Regions from separate parts of the Homo sapiens genome. Here regions 1, 3, 4 and 5 are each linked to region 2. A link is a contact called in ENCODE Hi-C or POLR2A ChIA-PET data. All regions are on one chromosome and are shown on one strand. The core of a region is the stretch at or near the end of the contact, and the rest is flanking DNA. Distances in the headings are between cores, read along the strand shown. Region 1 holds the start of SERINC3 (serine incorporator 3). Region 2 holds the start of YWHAB (tyrosine 3-monooxygenase/tryptophan 5-monooxygenase activation protein beta). Region 3 holds the start of MATN4 (matrilin 4). Region 4 overlaps SERINC3 (serine incorporator 3). Region 5 overlaps PKIG (cAMP-dependent protein kinase inhibitor gamma).

Region 1 (2,700 bases), core at 184-2,683, 360 kb after region 2:
GACTACAGGTATGTTTCTGGTAGAATTCGATCTGTAAAATTTATCACAGTCAGCTCTCTTAAGTCCAGACCAGCAATACTCAGACAGGAAGAAGCAAGAATGTTAAGGACTACCTGGAAAGTTCAGTGGTCCTGAAGCAACTTGACTTGAGCTGGTATTTGTGTATGTGTGGTGAGGAGAGGGATCTGGGAAAAGAGAGGTAGGAATTATTAAATGTGAGTAGTTCTCTTTCTTCTTTCATCAGCCCTTTTCATGGCCTTGGGCAAACTTTGAGCCTCATTCCATTTCTGTAAAAGATGAATTTGGAATACATTTTCAAGGAATCCAGGAAATAACATCCCCAAATATGCCACACTGGTATGATGATTGCTTGGGGAACAGCACATGGAGAGAGGGGCTTTTCATGAATTTCCCTTATCAGACTAAAGGCTGACAATCCAGAAGGAATTCAATTATGAATCCCCTTCCAGAGAGTTTTATCTATCAGGGAAGATTAACACACCACAGGAGAAGATATTGAAGTGTGACACCTTGTTGTCCGGACATCATCATTGTTTGCCACATTCCACCTAAACTATTATATGTGTAAGTAAAAAATGTTTTCATTTTCTTCTTTAAGTGAACTCTCAAATTTGACATGTATTTTGAAAGGAATATTTACATCACTGCTTAAATGGGAAATCAGCATTGCTCGGAAGAAATGAAAAGGTTATTGCTAACACACACCTCAAAACAAAACAATATTTTAAAACTGCAGGCATGGTTGCCTGTTTGAGAGATCTGGAAAATGAAGGCTTTACTCTGTTAGAAAGGGAGATAAATACTAGAAAAATGTTAAATACCATACTGGCCTCAAACAACTAGCCTGTTGGTTTGAAATGGGACGTTCTCACTCTGCTGTTTAATATCGCTTAATGTCCTTCATGCACCCTTAGAGCCATTCATTTTTCCCAAATGGGGTGCATCCCACATTTTAGGATACGATTTCCATCGTTTCTAGGTTAATTTGGACTCATCCTTTAGTTCGCAGATTAAAAAATAAATCCTTCAGAGAAGCCTTCCAAGACTACTGCCCAGCTAAATTACTTTCCCCTTACAATAGGAGGCACTAAATACACCTTTATTGAAAGCCTATTCCCCCATACTACTTCATCGTATTCATTACATTGGGGCACGGTGCATTTATGTTGTCAGATCTCCTATTAACTAGAGAATAAATTCTGAGCGTACTGTGCCTCTCTGTACACTTCTGTAACTTCCAGATCTTTGCACAATGAATACAAATGATGTAAGGAATGACACCTTCACAGTTCCTGCAACCCCAGGATGGTTTAGCCCCACCTTCCCCCTCAGCCAATGACAGGCGCCCCCCTCTGCCGCTCCGGTCGCGGACGGTGGGCGGGGCCACGCCGTGACGCATCCGTGCGTCTGTGGAAGGCTGCGTTTCCGGCCTGAGAAACCGTCATGTTTCTGGGGAGTCACCTCAGCTGGCAGTTACCACCGTGTTAGAAAGCAGCCTCAGGACCGGCCACCTCCATCACTGGCGTCACCATGGGGGCTGTGCTGGGTGTCTTCTCCCTCGCCAGCTGGGTGAGTTCGGGGTCCCGAGTCCTCGCCGGACCTGCGGTTTGCGGGGAAAGGCCTCGAGACCAGAGCTGCACGGGCCTTGGCTCCAGAGGCTCTCGGGATGTCAGCAGGCCCTGGGCTACAGAGGGTCTCCGGGGCCCCAGACGCAAATCCGCGATACCCTCAGGTCCAGCTTAGGCGGCTCGCCCTCCGGGTTCCTCGGGGAACGGAAGAGGCTAGGCCGCCATTGTTTACAATTCGGATGGCTCCGCCCTGCGAGGCTTCCTGACTAGGTTCCTCTGGAGCTGGAGAGGGACCAAGGAATGACAGCTCCCAGCGAGGGGCTCCGGTTCCTCCCGAAGCACCTCTTAAGGTGCCATCATTTAGTTCTAGGTGGCTCAAGTAATATTTTTATCCCCTAGCACGGGATTTGCCAAAACTACAGAGTGTGTGGCAAAGCTGGGGTTTTAGCGGAGGCTTGTCTGCAGTTCAGGTGCAAGGGAAAGAAGCCCTTGTGGATTGTTATTCAAAATTGGAAACCAGGGCCTGAATATTTTGGGACTGCTGTAAGTCATTTATCCGAGGATAATCACCCCAGCATTCCTCTCTTCGAGAACGATTGTGACAGTGAAGTGAAGGTTTAATCACCTTGTAAACTGTAAACATTTTAAAGAGAAAATTATAGGGCCTATAAAAGAATATGCTGAGTTCCCTCATTTACCCACTTCAGAGGAGCGTGATTCCTTGATTCCTCATTCTCCAGCTGATTTAATTGACCAAGTGTGTAGAAAAAGCACACTCAGTTTCTCCTGCTGTACTCACAACACACTTTTGACACCTGATGTGTGGTGTGTGGGGATTTTCCCCCAAACATCAGGCAAACAGTCAGCTCTGCAGGGGATGCCAACTTGGTGCCCTACAAGTCAATTCCGAAGCTCTCTACTTGGAGATAGCATCAAATCACACAAGTGGAGGGCTCAGTCTCACAAGACTGTGCCCACTTTCTGTGCCAATGGCAAGCCTCAGGTTGTTTTACCTGTGCTTCTGACCGGCCACCTATAAATCAAAGTTCCCGTGACCTCCCTCCTTGGCTTTGATTAATTTGGTCACAAAACTCAAGGAAACATGTTTACT
Region 2 (2,700 bases), core at 1-2,500:
GATTTTATGTTCATAGCATCATCTTGCCAAATTCCATCTCCCACACAGGGCAAGCAAAATCAGGACCTGATGCTATCTAGCCTTACCAAAGAGAAATGCAATGAAGGCAACGACAAGAAACATGTATTTTACAGAAAGGTTGGCAAATTGCTTACCAAGGCTGCCACCTCTGAAAACCCCATTATATGGGAGTTCTCCATTTGCGGCAAAGATGCACTCACCTTCCCACCTCTTCTTCCCTCCGCTCCCCACCCCCCGACCAGGAAGCCACCGGGCAAATTTCAGACCGAAAAACGTGCTAACACACAATATGGGGGAATTTGGGGTAAAGACACAAAAGAATCTGGCATTAAATGACGGTAAATACTGTGAGAAAATACTCCGATTCTCACCCCCTGATATTTTTTCCTGGGGATCCGGCCTGACTCAGTAACCGGCTCCAACAAACAGATTTTCTTGATTCAAACCCAATTCCCTTCCTAGGGAATCTTGGGTCCTGCCAGGCTCCATAACCAGTGAAGGATGATGAAATGGTTTTACTGCAAAATGGGAGGGGGTTCCCCCACTGCTGTCTCCCAAGGTTAAACCCCTTACTCATCCAGGAGGAGCCAAACACGGGGACTGGGGCTAGAAAACTCATCCGCGTTTGATTAAATTTTAATTTCTGGAAACCAGAAAGCACGGAGCAGAGGTGACAGGGCTGAAGGGGACGTTCTTGCCGACCAAGACGCAGGGAGGGGTCGCGTGGGGCCCGAAGCAGATAGTGAGGGAGGGTCCGGGATCCCCGGCTCCGCTGTCCCTTACGGCACAGTACGGAGTTGCACCCCGCCCGGCCGGCAGGACCTCAGGCGGCCCGAGCCTCTCCAAGAGGTAAAGGGCCCGGCCCCGGAAACAGGGAGGGGCCGCTGCGAGGTCTGGCCTCGCCGCCGGCGGCCGCGCGGAGCGAAAGAGGCAGCGCGCCGCTACCCCACGGGGCCCACCCACTGGGCCGCCGTCGTCGCAGCAGCCAGAGAGGGGCTTCGAGTTTGGGCCCCCGGGGGCCCCGGTCGGACCCCGCGCCGCACTCACCGTGGGAGGGCTGCAGGGAACAAAGACCCTTCCGAGCGAAGCTCCGAGCGAGATGACCTCTTCCTTCCTAAGCCCACTACTCAGGCGGCGGCAGCGGTGCCTGCAGTGGCTGCAGCGGCGGCGGCGGCGGCGACTACCCCGGCTCCGGAATCGGCGGCGGCGGTGGCGGTAGCTCCACTTCCGCTCCGATCGCCACTTCCGCTCCGGTCCTGGCCGCGCCCCGCCCCAAACCGTGTTCTCATTGGGCAAGCGAGGCACGGGGTTGCCACGGCCCCACGGGAGGGGCGCAGACGGAAGGGAGGAGGAAGAAGAGCGAAAGGCAGGGTTGCAGGGGCCGGGGCAGGGCGGATGGCCGGGGGAGGGACCCAGGAGGAGGTGGGCGGAGAAGAAGGAAATGGGGCGGGGGAGCGGGAAAAGGAGGTGGGAGGAGAGAGGGCGGAGCTGGGGGTGGTCAAGATACGGGCTGTGTGGGAATAAGGAGGACTAGGAGTGTGGTCTGGATGGGGATTGCCCTTTCTGCTGGGACTGGAAACGCGCCAGGGCCAGTCCCGGAGATTCGAGGTTTAGCAGTTCCCCCTCCACCCCGAAAGTAATCCTCACTGGGTCGGAGGCCGATGTCAGTCCTCTTACTGTGTGCTTTGGTAATGCTGGAGCCAGGGAAGAACAGAAATTGCTCATCCCTCAATGTTCATTTAATCCTTTCAATCCTTCAGGGTACTTACCTTTTCCTTCTTTGGTAGACTGAAGAGGCCACGTGAAGTGCCAGGAATCCAATGCACAAACGTCTTTTTAAAAAACCTGTGTAGGGTCGAGCGCAGTGGTTCGCGCCTGTAATCTCAGCACTTTGGGAAGCTGAGGTGAGAGGATTGCTTGAGGCCGGGAGTTGTAGGCTGCAGTGAGCTATGGTCATGCCACTGCACTCCAACCTGGGAGACAGAGTGAGACCCTGTCTCCAAAAAAAACCCACAAAAATCTGTGTACATGATTTCTTCTTTAAGATGCCCCCTCGTTGAGGAAGTTCAGGGAAGGAAACAGGCCTCCATGGCTCCCCTCCCCTCCATGACTGCTCTCACAATTACCAACATTCTACTCCTCTGAAGGTAGTTGATTTTGTTTTGTTTTGTTTTGTTTTGTTTTCTGTTTTTGAGACAGAGTCTCTTTCTGTCGCCCAGGCAGTGTCACAATCTTGGCTCACTGCAATCTCTGCCTCCCAGGTTCAAGCAATTCTCCTGCCTCAGCCTCCTGAGTAGCTGGGATAACAGGTGCATGCCACCACTCTCGGCTAGTTTTTGTATTTTTAGTAGACACGGGGCTTCGCCATATTGGCCGGGCTGGTCTCAAACTCCTGACCTCAGGTGATCCACCCGCCTCAGCCTCCCAAAGTGCTGGGATTACAGACATGAACCACCTCGACCGGCTTCAAGGTAGTTGATTTTTAAACTCAGTCCTTCAAAATGCCTCTCGCCTTCCCTCTCTCCTGTTCATTTATTCTTTCAACAAATGTTGAACAGGCTTTTTGCTTAGTGCTGGAGACACAGCAATGAACAAGGCAGGTGGGGCCCTGCTGTCTTGGAGTTTGCAGTCGGGTAGGAGAAAAAGCCAAGTAAATAGGCCTTTGCCGTCTTGCCTTTA
Region 3 (2,700 bases), core at 75-2,574, 420 kb before region 2:
GCTGCAGGCACCTGCGCACGCCTCCCCTCAGAATGGTGGTGTGCTCTGGGGATGACCTGGGAGTAGGGCAGGCAGGTCGACCAGCCACAGGAGGGAGAAGGGTCAAGGTGGCACAGGGTCCAAGCACTCAGGTTGAGTAAAATGAAGTGAGCAGGGGGTTAGAGTGAGTGGGAGGGTGGGGCTGCTCTATATCCTGCCCCTGTGGGGTCAGGAAGAGGAAGCATTAGGTAAGGAGGAGACTTGGCTGCAAATTGTAGGCTAAATATTTAGGCTGCAAGGTGCTCAACGAAGCCTGCATGGAACCCATGGGACCACCCAGGTTCCACTCTGTGGGTCTGGCATCATGCCCATTGGAGCCCAGGGCCATAGGGACACGTGGCTGTGACACAAAGGCTGCACTTATACTGGCCTTGGGATGGAGAAGAGTATTTTAGGGCTGATGGAATTGGTAGAGATGAAGCTTCCCCACCCTGGGGAAGGCAGGGTGGGGGGTGAGGAGGGAGGGGAAGGGAGAGCCTTTCCTGGGCTCCTGGCCTGGAGCGCTCTCTAGCCTCCTGCCTGCAAACAGAAAAGGGCCCAAAACCTTGTCCTCAGGATGGGGGATGGCCTGGGGGAATCTGAGCCTTTCTGGGGCCAAAGCCATATTCTTCCCTTTCTCCCATGAGAAGTGGCCTGTTGCTGTGTGGGCTTTCCTACCCTTGATTACAGGAGTCAAGGCAGATGACATTGGTCCTGCAGAGTGAGCCAGGTTAGAGCCTAGAGGTCTGGTGGCTTCTTAACCTGGGGGTCTTGAGCGGTGTGGGTGGGTAGGCCCGAGCAATTGCAGGGAGCAAGTAGAGGAGGGGAGGTGGGAGAGATTTGGGGGGTTAGCAGGTTGAGGCCCAAGGAGAGCCATGAAAACTGAGGCTGTCCTTCTGAGCCCTTATTCCTCTTGGCAGGACCAGAGTCTCTCCTCACTCCTGGAGGGGACAGCGCAAGACCGCACCCTCGAAAGCCAGGCCAGACAGGCAGCAGCCACAGCCAGGACCGCTCCACCCCTTGGGGCTCTCCTCAGGGAAGTGCCTTCTAAGCTTCCAATGAATTCCGGCTGTGGAGTGTGGCTGCCCCGGTCTCCCCAGTCTCCCGCTGTAGCTGAATTCCAGCCTGGCCCGCAGCTAGCCCTGTCTGCAGCTCCAAGCGTGGTAGGAGCAGGGGGTGCTGGGTTTGCCCCCCCTCAGGAGGAAGGGGGGATCCCTCCCTGCCAGTGGGAGGGGTTGCAGCCTGCACTTCCCCTCCCCACCCGCCAGCCCTGGGTTAAATGCGGCCGTTGCCTCTGTGTGCTCCAGCTGCCTGGCAGTCCCCACCTAGGGCACGCTGCCACGCCGCCGTTACCTGGTCCAAGTGCCCGGGAGGCTCCGCCTGTCGGCTTCGCTCTGCAGCTGCATCTCTGATCTGTCCTGCAGGCTCAGGTGAGTCAAAGGATTGGGAGGCACTGAGGGGTCTGCAGGGGAGTAGGCATCAAGCCAGGTCAGGCGAGTGTATTTTAGCAGAGACGCTGCCTAGGGTGCCCTATCTGATTTGCAGTGCCCTTCCCCACTTCTGCAGGGTCCTTTCCAAATCGAGCCCCCACCCTCAAAGCCATCAAAATAGGATCATCCCTTTTCTACTCTCATCCCTCCAGGAACCCCCTGAAATGTCCCTAAGGGACTTTTGAGAATTTATTTACAGGCCTCTCCTCCCTTGCTGCTCCACTCCCTCAACCTCACCTCAGGGCATCTCTGAATCTTTCTTTTTTTAATGCAAGGATTAACTCCTCAGAGGAATCCCAGGTTCTAGTATCAGTCCTGCCACGACATCGCCATGTACCCTTCAGCAAGACACTACCCTCTCTGGACCTAGTTCCTTTCTTTGTAGAATGAGGGGTTTGGAAAGGTGATGAACTTTGAGGCATTTGCTATTTTGACTTTCTAGGATTCCTGGGGTGGAGGCAGGGTGCCAGGTGAGAAGTTGGCTCAGACCAAGAATGGGATGAGGGGAACCTTAACCAAGATTTAGGGGCCCAGAGGCATCTCCGGGTAGGAAAGTATGGGAGGTGGCAGAGGCCCCTTGTGCCTTAGCCCTCATGCTGTCCAGGGATGTTGGCTTTGCCTGTGGCCCAAGCTTGACAAGGGTTCCCCGCCCTCCCACTTCCACCAGCGCTGCCACATCTTGCTTGGTCACCCTCCCACGACGGGCCCTGCCAGAGGATTTATGTTCTTCTACCAGGCCTGGGAGGGGAAAAGGGAGAAGAATCCGGGATGAGAAGGTCGCCTGGAGTGAGAAGCAGGCACTGGCCTCGCTCAGAATAGGCGCATTCACGGAATTGGGGGGCGGGGGCGGAGCTGCTGTTGGGTTAGGGGCAGCTGGCCCTCTCTGCCAAGAAACAGCAACAGAAAAATGGCTAACACAGCTTCAGCATGGGGCGCGGCGGTGGGGTAGGAGCTGGAAGGAAATGAGGTTTAGTGAATTCTAGGCGCCAGGGGGCCTCAAGAGAGAGAAGGGGAACCAGGAGCCCTAGGTTCTAATCCTGCTTTTGCAGTTCGGCGGGCTGCCTCCTTGGGGCTTAGTTTTCCTATTTGTATAGTGGGGAGGGGGTGGGGGGGTGGTCCTTCGTAGTTCTCACGGGGCGTCTCCGGGGCCTCGGGAGGGTAAGCGCTCACCTGCTGCCCCTGCGGGGTCCAT
Region 4 (2,700 bases), core at 45-2,544, 390 kb after region 2:
TAATTTTTTTTGTATTTTTAGTAGAGACAGGGTTTCACCATGTTAGCCAGGATGGTCTCGATCTCCTGACCTCGTGATCCACCTGCCGCGGCCTCCCAAAGTTCTAGGATTACTGGCATGAGCCACCGTGCCTGGCCAGCAATTAGAATTTTAACACTGGCAGTTATGAATAATATGAAGGAGAGGTAGATTTCTGAGTGATTCTGGTTTAACCAGCTGGGTGGATGGTGGTTCCACGTATTCAGGTGGCAAACAGGAAAAACATGTGTTCGAAGAAGAATGGAGGTAGGTGGTCTCTTAAGAATGGTTAAGAGGCTTGGGAGTCAGACTGCTTGGGTTTGCATCCCAGCTTTGCCGTTTTCTGGCTATCAAACTTGTCAGCTATTATTTGTTGAGTACGTACTATTTGATTTATGACCACAGGCAGCTGAGCCTCAGTGTTGGTGCCTAGTGTACAAGATTGTTAAAGAATAAAGTTATTTTGCAAAGTGTAACCCATTTTTAGCACTGACATAGCACTGACAGTAGCTGCTGATCTCATTATGGGCTAAAATAAGACAATATTCAAAGGTCAGAGATATCTAGCCAGAATCTGATGGAGGCTGGATTTCAGATTTTGTTACAGAATTAGACAGAGGAACACAGAGGGGACAGGCTCAGTTAGGGTGGAGGTGTGGGGTAGGGAAGCAGGACTTGATATAAATTATTGGAATCATTGTCTTTTAAACCAGTGGTTTATGTCAGGGTATAGCGTTTCAAGGGATTTGAGGGTCAGATGGGGAAATGTAGCCCCTTATTTTGCCAGTGTGAAGCAGATACCCTGCTTTTCTTTACAGTAGCGGAGTCAGCTTAAGAGCTTTAAAGGTCCTAAACTTCAAAAACATTACAGTGCCCCATCCTCCGCCTTAATGTAATTCAAAATACAAACAATACTAAACTGTAAAATAAATGTAACAAAGTCCAATAAAGTTTTTATTTTTTTCTCATGATGATAACTGATATTAATTTGAAGTAACAAATGCTCTTTAAAAGTCGGGAGGCAGTGTCCCTGCTTTGCTTGGTCCTACCTTAAGAAGTAGTGAAGTCTGCCTCTTAGTAGGAAAACCAGTAGTCTAATCAAGACTCAAGTGAATTATACATGTGAATGCTGAATTATATACAAGCATGAGTAAGACAGCATTCTGAATAAGGCCAGGATCATCATTTAAAGCAGGGGAGTATTTTGAGTCATCAGATCTCAGGGTGGCCTTTCATTCCAGATGAGTACCTTTATGTTTCATCACTATGAAAGGGCTTGCCTAGCCTTGGGGAATGCGGGTTGGGGCCCTGGCTTTCAGATCAGGGACATGCTCTAGGAACTCATCAAAGGCAATAGCAGTGGCTGCCACTTTTACCTCGTTAAAGCCGGGAGAAAGCTTCTAGGTCCATGCTGGACTCCTTTATTTTCTAGGTTGGTCTTGCGGGTTATCTGGTTGGGAAGTAAAACTTTCTCTTGGTAATCAAAGAAACTGCCTGCCAAAGAGTAGCCATGGACCTGGTTCTCAGTATAGAGGTTTTGTTCTTTTTCTTTTTGGCTAGCCAAGTGAGGAATGGAGAAGGAACAAAGAAATCTGTAACTGGTTCTTTTTTCTTTTTTTAGACAGAGTTTTGCTCTGTTGCCCAGGCTGGAGTGCAGTGGTGCCATCTTGGCTCACTGCAACCTCCACCTCCCATGTTCAAGCAATTCTCCTGCCTCAGTCTCCTGAGTAGCTGGGACTATAGGTGCGCGCCACCACACCTGGCTAATTTTTGTGTTTTTAGTAGAGATGGGATTTCACCATGTTGGCCAGGCTGGTCCCGAACTCCTGGCCTCAGGTGATCCACCTGCCTCAGCCTCCCAAAGTGTTGGGATTACAGGCGGGAGCCACTGCACCTGGCTGTTTTTACACATTCAGGCTAAAGTGAGTATTCACATAATGAGTTGTGCATTTGATCTGTGCAGATTGATAACAGATAGTAGGCTTATGCTTATTAATGGAAGCTGCTGTTCATCTCTTTACTCCTGTTGTGTTGGTCTGTCCGTCCTGTTACCTAGGCACCCAACTCAGTGATGTCCTAATTACTGCTGGATGACTCAAGCCACACCATGCCTATGTTCTCAGGTGAAGAAGAATAATAGAAACCACATAGATGGGTAGGTGTACCAAGCATTAAACAGACAGTATCCACATGCCTGTAAGGTGGTGATTATTTCCCTCCCTCCTTCCTTTTACGTATCAGTTTGAGGCTTAGAGAAGTTCGTGACTTGCCTATGGTTACTCAGTAAGAGGTGAAACAGAGAAACCCAGGGCTTGGCTTAAGAGTTCTTTTTTCAATTAGACCTCAGTGTCTCTTGGGCCATAAGAATATAAGAGACAGGATTTATTAGAGACATGTAGGGGAGTCATCTGGCTCACTAATGACTCATCACCAACTCACCAGATCTACCATGGGAACCTAGTTTTTGTCTACTCTCAGGCACAGAGTGTTTGCTCCTCTACCCATCACTGACAAAGACAAGTTAGTAGTCACCTGAAGGCAAGTGACTCATGTCTTTTACTAGGTCAGCTATCCCTAGTGGCTGGCACCTACTCAGGAAAAAGCATGAATATTAGGTTAAAAACGTTTTCCCCAGAAGAGTGGTACCCTAAAGGGTCTTATTACTTACCCTTTAAATGCGAT
Region 5 (2,700 bases), core at 187-2,686, 280 kb after region 2:
TCAGCCATAAAAAAGAATGAAATCTTGTTATTTGGGACAAAACGGATAAACCTGGAGGACATAATGTTAAGTGAAATAAGCCAGACACAGAAACACAAATACTGCATGATTTTACGCATACATGGAATCTTAAAAAAAAAAAAATTTGTTATCGGCTAGGCACAGTGGCTCACACCTGTAATCCCAGTACTTTGGGAGGCCGAGGCGGGTGGATCACTAGGTCAGGAGATCGAGACCATCCTGGCCAACATGGTGAAACCCCCTCTCTACTAAAAAAACAAACAAAAATTAGCCAGGCGTGGTGGCAGGCGCCTGTAGTCCCAGCTACTCAGGAGGCTGAGGCAGGAGAATGGCGTGAACCCAGGAGGCGGAGCTTGCAGTGAGCCAAGATCATGACACTGCACTCTAGCCTAGGTGACAGAGCAAAACTCTGTCAAAAAAAAAAAAAAAAGTTGATATAGAAGGAGAGAATACAACAGTGGTTACCAGAGACTGGGGAGGGGAGAGGAGAGGAAAGGATGGAAAGCTGGTCAACGGGTACATAGTTACAATTAGATAGGAGCAGTAAGTTCCTGTTCTATTGTACAGTATGGTGATGGTTAACAATAAGGCATTCTAGGCCGGGTGCGGTGGCTCATGCCTATAATCCCAGCACTTTGGGAGGCCGAGGCGGGTAGTTCACCTGAGGTCAGAAGTTCGAGACTGGGCTGGCCAACATCGTGAAACGTCGCCTCTACTAAAAATACAAAATTAGTCGGGTGTGGTAGCACACGCCTGTAGTCTCAGTTACTCTGGAGGCTGAGACAGGAGAATCTCTTGAACCCATGAGGCGGAGACTGCCGTGAGCTGAGATCACGCCACTGCACTCCACCCTGGGCAAGACAGAGCGAGACTCCGTCTCAAAAAAAAAAAAAAAAAAGGCATTCTATATTACAAAATAACTACAGAAGCTTTTGAATATTCTCATCACAAAGAAATAAATGCATGAGATGATGGATATGCTAACTGCCCTGATCTGATTATTATACAACATATATGTATCAAAACATCAAGTTGCACCCCACAAATATATACAATGACATGTCAGTAAAAAAAAAATAATAAAGAAATGTGCCAGATGGGCCTGTACTGACATAGGACAATGTCTGAGATAAACTGGCAACTGAAAAACAGAGGTTGCAAAACAACACCTAAAATAAAACCCAGTTCCTGTGGGGAAAGATAGCAGACATATGAAAAAAAAATCTGAAAAAACATCTATCAACCCTGTCAACTGTGGTTCTTTGTGATTAAGGGGAACTTTCGTTTTCTAAGTCTATATTTTTTCAATGGTTGAAGTTTTATAAACCCAAATTATTGTGCAATGCTTTTAGAAGGTAGCTGACATTGGCAGAAGTGCCCAGAAGGCACCCAGGGTGGGGTTGAGCCAGTAAGTGCTGCAGGTGTGTGTGTGTGTGTGTGTGTGTGTGTGAGAGAGAGAGAGAGAAGAGAGAGAGAGAGAGAGAGAGAAAGAGAGAGACAGAGAAGAGGATCAGTATGGAGGGCAAGGCCCACATCCCCCCACAACACCTAGCTCAGAAGAAACACCTAAAGAATGAATTAGGGGCCCTCAAAGATCAGACAGGTGAGACAGGGAGGTGTCCTATGGTAGAAAGAGCAAAGAATGAGACACGTGACCTTAAACCCAAGCTCTGCCACCTAACCCTGGGCAAGACCCTGCCTTTCTTGGGGCCTTCATTTCCCCTGTGTAAAATAGAGGAGGGCCAGGACACTGTCCACGGCAATTCCCCCCGGCTACAGCAGATGGCGCACCCTGCCTATCTTCCTAGCAGCCTTGCGCGCTGCCCTAGTCACGCTCTGGCTCCTCCTTGGCTAAAAGAATTCCCGGAAGTTCCAGAGGTGGCTCCTTCTACAGGTCACGGAGGTTCACTCCTGCGCTCTGCCTCTGGGGAAACCGCTCAATGCTTCAGGACAGGAAAATGGCTTATGATAATAACAGTAATAACAGAGGATAAAAATGATGCTGACAATTCCTACGATAAGGAAAGGTACCATGGCCCAGGTGCCTGTGTTTTCATACACATCACGCACTCAGTGGCCACAGCTGCCCTCTGAGGTGAGTGAGGCCGGTTTACAGCCACGGCTCAGAAGGGCCTCAGCCCCACCTGAAACCCGCTGCTCTGGAAAATGACAAACCCCGAGCAGGCCACACTGGCTCCCGGAGCCTCCGAGTCCTCGGCTCTTCCTCAGTTAGACTGTCAGCTCCACGGGAACAGGAATTTGGTCTGGATTTTTCCCATGTCCAGCTGAAACCTAATCCTGGCAGCTGAGCCAACAGGTTCTGGCCGCTGCATTCCCTGATTCTCATCCAGCACCTGGTAAAGAGCAGGCGCTCCATGCACACTCGCTGGATTTCACTCTCGGGCCTCTGAAGGAGAGGGAGTTTGTGTCTATCCCTCTTCTCCCCTGCTGCCCGCCTGTCCTCTGTGGGGAGGAGCCGCAGTTCCTTCTTGGGGCTGTTGAGAAGGGCCTCCGTGCACCGTGGAGTGCTGTGCAGGTGTTCTTGTCCTAGGACCTGACACCATGGGATGGAATTACAGGCTCTATCTGAAAGGCCAGCTTCATGCTGGAATGTCTCCTGGGGCTTTGATCTCACAATGCCATCTGATGTTACAGGCTGCCCAGTGCAGGCCACTGGCC

Evidence for each region. A loop is a pair of places that touch in the nucleus more often than their neighbours do. ChIA-PET counts read pairs that join two places held with the same protein, here RNA polymerase II (POLR2A). Pooled maps may share reads with other maps.
Region 1: a map of B cell shows a loop between it and region 2 (22-fold over the local background). The contact joins the promoter of SERINC3 here to the promoter of YWHAB in region 2. A Hi-C loop is called at or near these places in 9 of 168 maps with a recorded cell type or tissue (B cell, CD4-positive, alpha-beta T cell, CD4-positive, alpha-beta memory T cell and 4 more), 8 of 37 single-sample maps with no recorded cell type and 22 of 50 pooled maps. POLR2A ChIA-PET finds 5 or more read pairs at or near these places in 5 of 52 experiments (CD4-positive, alpha-beta memory T cell, GM10248, OCI-LY7 and 2 more).
Region 3: a map with no recorded cell type shows a loop between it and region 2 (2.2-fold over the local background). The contact joins the promoter of MATN4 here to the promoter of YWHAB in region 2. A Hi-C loop is called at or near these places in 1 of 37 single-sample maps with no recorded cell type and 2 of 50 pooled maps. POLR2A ChIA-PET finds 5 or more read pairs at or near these places in 2 of 52 experiments (AG04449 and Caco-2).
Region 4: a loop to region 2 is called in a pooled map, with 2.8 times the contacts of the local background. The contact joins the enhancer-like site here to the promoter of YWHAB in region 2. A Hi-C loop is called at or near these places in 1 of 168 maps with a recorded cell type or tissue (heart left ventricle) and 1 of 50 pooled maps. POLR2A ChIA-PET finds 5 or more read pairs at or near these places in 3 of 52 experiments (AG04449, H1 and PC-3).
Region 5: a pooled map shows a loop between it and region 2 (5-fold over the local background). The contact joins the enhancer-like site here to the promoter of YWHAB in region 2. A Hi-C loop is called at or near these places in 6 of 50 pooled maps. POLR2A ChIA-PET finds 5 or more read pairs at or near these places in 4 of 52 experiments (Caco-2, Panc1, activated naive CD4-positive, alpha-beta T cell and 1 more).

Annotation. Positions count from the first base shown.
Region 1 is chr20:44,520,803-44,523,502 of GRCh38, reverse strand. SERINC3 (serine incorporator 3) reads left to right here and starts at 1,433. Exons shown (of 10, transcript NM_006811.4): 1 at 1,433-1,590. The coding sequence starts at 1,552. RefSeq lists enhancers at 1,241-1,535, 1,442-1,751, 1,670-2,222.
Region 2 is chr20:44,884,255-44,886,954 of GRCh38, reverse strand. YWHAB (tyrosine 3-monooxygenase/tryptophan 5-monooxygenase activation protein beta) reads right to left here and starts at 1,250. Exons shown (of 6, transcript NM_139323.4): 1 at 1,069-1,250. RefSeq lists silencers at 957-1,506, 1,567-1,626 and an enhancer at 904-1,520.
Region 3 is chr20:45,306,923-45,309,622 of GRCh38, reverse strand. MATN4 (matrilin 4) reads left to right here and starts at 1,324. Exons shown (of 10, transcript NM_001393530.1): 1 at 1,324-1,448. RBPJL (recombination signal binding protein for immunoglobulin kappa J region like) reads right to left here. Exons shown (of 12, transcript NM_014276.4): 1 at 2,679-2,700; 2 at 1,372-1,480; 3 at 1-56. The coding sequence starts at 2,700.
Region 4 is chr20:44,495,730-44,498,429 of GRCh38, reverse strand. SERINC3 (serine incorporator 3) reads left to right here. Exons shown (of 10, transcript NM_006811.4): 10 at 1-989. Among named protein-coding and RNA genes, the nearest start is that of TTPAL, 21 kb to the right of the region's middle. RefSeq lists an enhancer at 1,043-2,242. Within about 2 kb of position 1,294, at least 4 of the 41 ENCODE cell types and tissues checked have a DNase peak (open chromatin) inside an H3K27ac peak, as active enhancers do; they include PC-3, where a contact is called at or near this core.
Region 5 is chr20:44,609,272-44,611,971 of GRCh38, reverse strand. All of the region lies in intron 2 of PKIG (cAMP-dependent protein kinase inhibitor gamma), which reads right to left. Among named protein-coding and RNA genes, the nearest start is that of PKIG, 28 kb to the right of the region's middle. RefSeq lists enhancers at 1,278-1,337, 1,368-1,467, 1,518-1,587, 2,345-2,700. Within about 2 kb of position 1,436, at least 32 of the 41 ENCODE cell types and tissues checked have a DNase peak (open chromatin) inside an H3K27ac peak, as active enhancers do; they include Panc1, where a contact is called at or near this core.